Regions from separate parts of the Homo sapiens genome. Here region 1 is linked to region 2. Evidence: chromatin loops called from intact Hi-C (ENCODE). Cell type or tissue: dorsolateral prefrontal cortex. All regions are shown on one strand. Each heading gives the region's core, and the rest is flanking DNA. Links, peaks and the distances in the headings are about the cores only.

Region 1 (2,917 bases), core at 154-2,653, 75 kb after region 2:
TTTTTGGAGTTTGTGTCTGTTTTCTGGTGTTTGCTGGATACAAGACGGCAAAGTAGTCCCATTTCTGTTGCAGTGCTTGATAAATGACTGAAGAAAGGAAAAAGGAGAGAAAGAAACAAAGAAAATCTGATTTCTTAAGTAGTTACAGTCTGTTCTTCAGACTGTTTTTTGTTTGTTTGTTTTGATGGTGTTTATTAAATGTGCACATCATTAACTGCAGTCATACAGGGTTGCTTTCAAATCTGGGAGAACACAGTGGTCTACAAAGTAGCTTCTTAGTATTTCTCAACTGTTTTTCAGCACAAGGGAAGATGCACTCATTTTGATTTCCTTCGTTTTTTCCTCCAAGAGCAGAGAGCCGCATTGTTTTTCCTGTGACCTTTATAAAGCCATGTGGTCTGTTTGGAGGACAGTCAGTGCACACTCCATTCAAGGATGCTCTCTACAGTCCTTCCTGCTCCTTGGCCCGTTTTCCAAAATGAGATAATGAATATAAAAACACTCTCTCATAAGCTGTAGAAGTGTCAGAAATGGAGGAGAATATTGTCTTTACTATATTACTCTTTGCTTGTGTGGCCTAGTGTAAATATTCTCTATTCACTACATGATCTCCATTGGTGAAATGGCTGCTTTTGACAATACTGTTTCCAGAGAATAGCTACTTCTCGATTAGGCCAGCTTGGAACTTTTCCAATGGAAAACTATTTGCACATTGAACAAATATGACATATATTGCATTAAAATGAGTTGCTGGTATTTCATAATATTTAGAAGTTGAAGAATCACTGCCCTTTATGTATGGCAGTAAATTTCTTTTGGCAGTGACCATGAAGTTCTTGGCCACATGAGAAATAACTGACCAGAGAGTCTGAATCTAACTTCTTATTCAGAGAGGACTGTTTCTCTGACAGATGGATTTTGTAGCCTTTGTCGAGCTTTTATATAGAATAATGCTTTTTGTTTTGTGATTTAACTCATTGCCCTCAGGCTTTTCAATTTGTATATGTTGATTTGAAGAGCTCTTCCCATGGAGAGATGTGTGACCTGGACTACAGGAAATATAATGTGCAGGAAGAGTTGGGGAGGGGGGCATTTCCTTCCTCGATCTCCCAAAATAGCCAAGTAATTAAATCTATTACTGTAGCTAGAAAGCAGAACTATTGTCTATATTGTCAGCAACACCCTAAGGGTGAAGAGAAGCTGCCTGCCTCTGTGCAAGACATTATCTGAGCAGGCGCCTCATCCAGTGGGACGATGCCATCCACATTTGGAAGCAGGCTGAGAAATGCTTCGGCACTGGCAGCAACTCCTCATCAGAAATGCTCTCTCGCATTTTATAGTAAACCTGTGTTGACTCTGGTGGGGAGCTCTAAAAATACCTTATCATGGAGATTTGACATTTCTTATAGCAGCCGATAGTTTACATTGACAAGCCCCTTGGAATTGTTTCAGAACACTAATCACTTGCTGTCAGCAGCTAGTTCCTCTGAGGGGAAGAGCGGGGCTGATCCTGCCTCTGTTGTGAGACTGCATGATTAGAGGGACATTTCTGAATTCATGTCCATTCCTTCATTTCCAGTGCATACTGAAATCAAAATACCATCAAAGGCTGATAGAACTGATTCACAGAATTTGTTTTTAGGAATTTTGGATTTTTTAAAGTACAGCTAAGCCTGGTGGTGGCTCATGTCTGTAATCCCAGCACCTTGGGAGGCTGAGGTGGGAGAATTGTTTGAAGCCAGGAGCTCAAGAGCAGCCTGGGCAATATAGCAAGACCGCATCTCTACGAAAAATAAAATTTAAAAAATTTTAAAACTAAATAAAAAGTGCTGTGTTATAGCTAGGACAAACAAAAAAAAGGTTGTGTCATTTGTCTTGGAAGTGATGTCTTTGCTGAATGAGAAAAAGAATACAGTGACAAGGGAAGCAGTTTCACTGCTGAAAACATTCTGACTCTTGTTAGAACAGAATTTTCCTCCTCCAAGAGAGATGGTTATTTAGACATGACATTGTTTGAAATTAGGGCAAAATCATGTAGTGTTTTAAAAAAGTACTCAAATATACAGTGAAAAGAAAGCCAAGCTGTAACGCATTAATCAGAACTTATTCATGCTGGCTGGGCAGGGTGGCTCAGGCCTGTAATCCCAGCACTTTGGGAGGTCCAAGTAGGCGGATTGCCTGAGGTCAGGAGTTTGAGACCAGCCTGGCCAACATGGTGAAACCCCAACTCTACTAAAAAGAAAAAAAATTAGCCAGACGTGGTGGCACACACCTGTAGTCTCAGCTACTCAGGAGGCTGAAGCAGGAGAATTGCTTGAACTCGGGAGGTGGAGGTTGCAGTGAGCCAAGATTCTCCAGCCTGGGTGACAGAGCGAAACTCCATCTTTAAAAAAAAAAAGAAGAAGAACTTATTTATGCTATATGGAAGATAATTTTTTCTCTCTCCTTCTGGTGAGAATAATTTGCTGCTCCATGTGAGGTTAAGTTAGTTCCTTTATTGGATCATTTATTAAATGTTAAGTTCTGCCTATGGATGAGTACATTAACCAAGAGGGCATGTTTCATTTTTAGAATAATTGACTAATGTAAGGATTCTAATGTTTATTATATCTATAACAATTCCTCTTTAAGGATAAGTAAATAAAGACCCAAATGCATAGTTACTTGTTAAAAGTAGCAAAACAAGTCATTCAAAGAGCAGGAAACAGATGGGCCAGTGCATGTTTCTTTCTATAAAAGTTAATCTCAGCCAGAAGCGGCAGCTCATGCCTATAATCCCCCAGCACTTTGGGAGGCCAAGGTGAGAGGATTGCTTGAGCCCAGGAGTTTGAGACCACCCTGGGTAACATAGTGAGACCCTATCGCTACATAAATAAGAATTAAAAAATAAAAATTAGCCGGGCATGTTGGCACACAC
Region 2 (2,917 bases), core at 314-2,813:
GACTACAGTGACGTTTTGGGTCCCCTGGAATCAGCATCAGCTCAGAGCCAGTATCCTGTAGTCCCTGAAATGTCTGATCATTTCCCTTTCCCCAGTGCACAGTTACCCTGGTAAAAGGCCAGAGGTCTTGGGGAAGGATGGGAGAAAGATTCACTGCATAAATTGTTGGTAATGTAGTGGGATCCTTCCTCAAGGGGACCCGGCCTCCCCTTCATTCAAGGGGTTCTGGATCTGTAAACTGGCTCAAGTCCGGAAATTGATTGAGGGGCCATGATTCTCTATTTTTAGAATTCAACTTAGTATTTTGTCCATTTGACCTAGAAGTTTTCTGCTGATATAAATTAAGTAGAAATGCATTAGGCTTCCTATCAGTTTCACTTCTAGGAACACCATGATTAATTAGCAAATGCCAGAGCTCTACAGGAGTCAGATTATTCTGATTGCCACTTTGCCTCTGCTGCCCATTGTGGTAGCTATGCCCACTTGCCTTTGATGGTTGAGTGCTGCCACTTAGTTGGCCCCTGCAACTTTGCAATCCAATTATTCCCATTGTAGTTAAATTTAGTAGTTGAGTGACTGTGCTTCCCACCATGAGATCTGACATACAGAGAAGAGCAATTACAGTGCTTTTCACAGATGCAGGTGCTGCCCTCAGCAATCTGTTTCACAAGGCATTGGTCAAGGGTATATCTTCTGGACCTTCCCAGCTGTGATGAGTAGGTCTAAAGGGACTAATCCACTCCACCACCCCAATCTCCTTAAGCTTTTGGATCCCTTCCTCTACATCAAACCAAGGGAGATCAGGCATTTCCAGGTTGCTCACAGTGGGCCACCTTTTAATCCATATTTCAGGTAACCAAGCAAATAAACTATTAGAACCTTTCTTAACTCCCCGAGCTGCAACATTAAAAGCAGAGTCCCGGCCAGGCATGGCAGCTCACGCCTGTAATCCCAGCACTTTGGGTCGCCGAGGTGGGCGGATCACAAGATCAGGACTTCGAGACCAGCCTGACCAACATGATGAGACCCTGTCTCTTCTAAAAATACAAAAATTAGCCCGGCCTGGTGGCACACGTCTGGAATCCCAGCTACTTAGGAGGCTAAGGCAGGAGAATCTCTTGAACCCAGGAGGCGGAGGTTGCAGTGAGCCCAAATCATGCCACTGCACTCCAGCCTGGGTGACAGAGGGAGACTCCATCTCAAAAAACAAAACAAAACAAAACAAAAAAAACAAACAGAGTCCCTACTTAGTGGGCCCAATTCATTAAATTCGGCTTGATCCAACTCTATGTTCCTTCCACTATTATTCCTTACTCTTAATATCCATTCCCATGGCTGTTCTCCAGATTTCTGTTGATATAAATTAGAAAACTCAAAACAGTTCTTTTCAAGTGTAGCGCACCCCGTCATGGGTCACACTCTCAACCTCACTTCTAGGGGCCCGCCGGGACTTTAGTTATAGGTCTAGAAGCAAACAGGGGTGTTGAGGGTGACTCCTGAGGAGAATCAACATTATTTTTCCTGGCAACTGCCTTAGGGGAGGCTATCACTGTTGCCTCAGGCCACTCAGGGTTTATCTCCTCAGACAAGGGTGGAAAGGCTGATGGCAGCATGGGTCCAGGTGGGGATGTTGCCGCTACTGGAGATGGGGAAGCTGTTGCTTCTGGCAAAAAAGCTTCCTCAGAGTTCACAAACTTAGTGTCCCCATTCCAAGTTGCAGGGTCCCATTCTTTTCCAATCAGTGCCCTGACTGTAATGGTAGACACCTGATGAGGATGTGTATGCAACTTTTGTTGCAGGTCAGCCATTTACATGATAAGAGCTTGTGTCTGTTTTCCACAATTTCAGCTCTTTCTCTACAGCAGATAAGACTCTCACTCAGGGCAATCTTAGCAGATTTGAGGCTCAGTATGTGCTTCTGAAGCCAGGAGACAGAATCCCTGAATTCATCATTTTCCTTCATCACTTTGTCCACTGAACTTAGGAGCAACCAACCAGCTTCATTATGTTCCTTGGTTCTCCACATATGGTATTATGTAGTCACCAAACTCCTTGCTGCTCACAGTGGTGAATCAGTAGTGTCAAATGCATTTATTTTGCATAACTCTAAACAGTTCGTGCCAAGGACTCTCAGTGTTATCTGTACTATTAGAAGTAGAGTCCTTAGCATTTTCTTATTAAGCAGCCAACTCCAGAAACCCCGAAACCAATGAAAGAACTCCATCCTTAACATTCTGTTTCTTTAGAACCACTCTTGGTACCAAAATCTGTATTAGGGTTCTCTAGAGGGACAGAACTAAGGGGAGTTTATTAAGTATTAACTTACACGATCACAAGTTTCCACAATAGGCTGTCTGCAAGCTTGAGGAGCAAGGAGAGCCAGTCCGAGTCCCAAAACTGAAGAAGTTGGAGTCCAAAGTTCAAGGGCAGGAAGCATCCAGCATGGGAGAAAGATGTAGGCTGGGAGGCTAGGCCAGTCTCGCCTTTTCACATTCTTCTGCCTGCTTATATTCACTGACAGCTGATTAGATTGTGCCCACCAGATTAAAGGTGGGCCTGCCTTCCGTAGCCCACTGACTCAAATGTTAATCTTTTTTGGCAGCACCCTCACAGACACACCCAGGATCAATACTTCACATCCTTCAATCCAATCAAGTTGACACTCAGTATTAACCATCACAGGGCTTCATATATTGAATGAGATCATGTCCAAGTCAGTGTACTTTAGGGGTGTTTTGAGCAGGGCAGAAAGAAGCTAATGCTACCACCAAAGAGAGCTCTGCTTTGTTACTGGACTGCCATCCACTAGAATTTATGATTAAACCCATTCCTACCTGCTGTTTACTAGGGGAGAGGCTGTTGTTTATTTTTGGCAGAGCAAACGAACACAGTGAGGACTACTGGGAGACTCACTTGA

What was found. Hi-C counts contacts between places; a loop is a spot of excess contacts. Peaks named below come from ENCODE experiments on the same cell type or tissue, not always from the same donor. Only the 100,000 strongest peaks of a DNase experiment are listed, where the experiment ranks them.
Region 1: a loop joins it to region 2, with 2.0 times the contacts of the local background. A loop is called at or near these places in 4 of 110 quality-filtered maps.

What each region holds. Positions count from the first base shown.
Region 1 is chr14:71,538,731-71,541,647 of GRCh38, forward strand. The region is part of intron 4 of SIPA1L1 (signal induced proliferation associated 1 like 1); the gene reads left to right. Among named protein-coding and RNA genes, the nearest start is that of SNORD56B, 140 kb to the left of the region's middle. In dorsolateral prefrontal cortex, for the core only: no CTCF peak of the experiment used is centred there; a DNase peak (open chromatin) is centred at 1,251; H3K4me3 peaks cover 1,124 bases; H3K27ac peaks cover 2,500 bases.
Region 2 is chr14:71,463,440-71,466,356 of GRCh38, forward strand. All of the region lies in intron 2 of SIPA1L1 (signal induced proliferation associated 1 like 1), which reads left to right. Among named protein-coding and RNA genes, the nearest start is that of SNORD56B, 67 kb to the left of the region's middle. In dorsolateral prefrontal cortex, for the core only: no CTCF peak of the experiment used is centred there; no DNase peak of the experiment used is centred there; H3K27ac peaks cover 393 bases.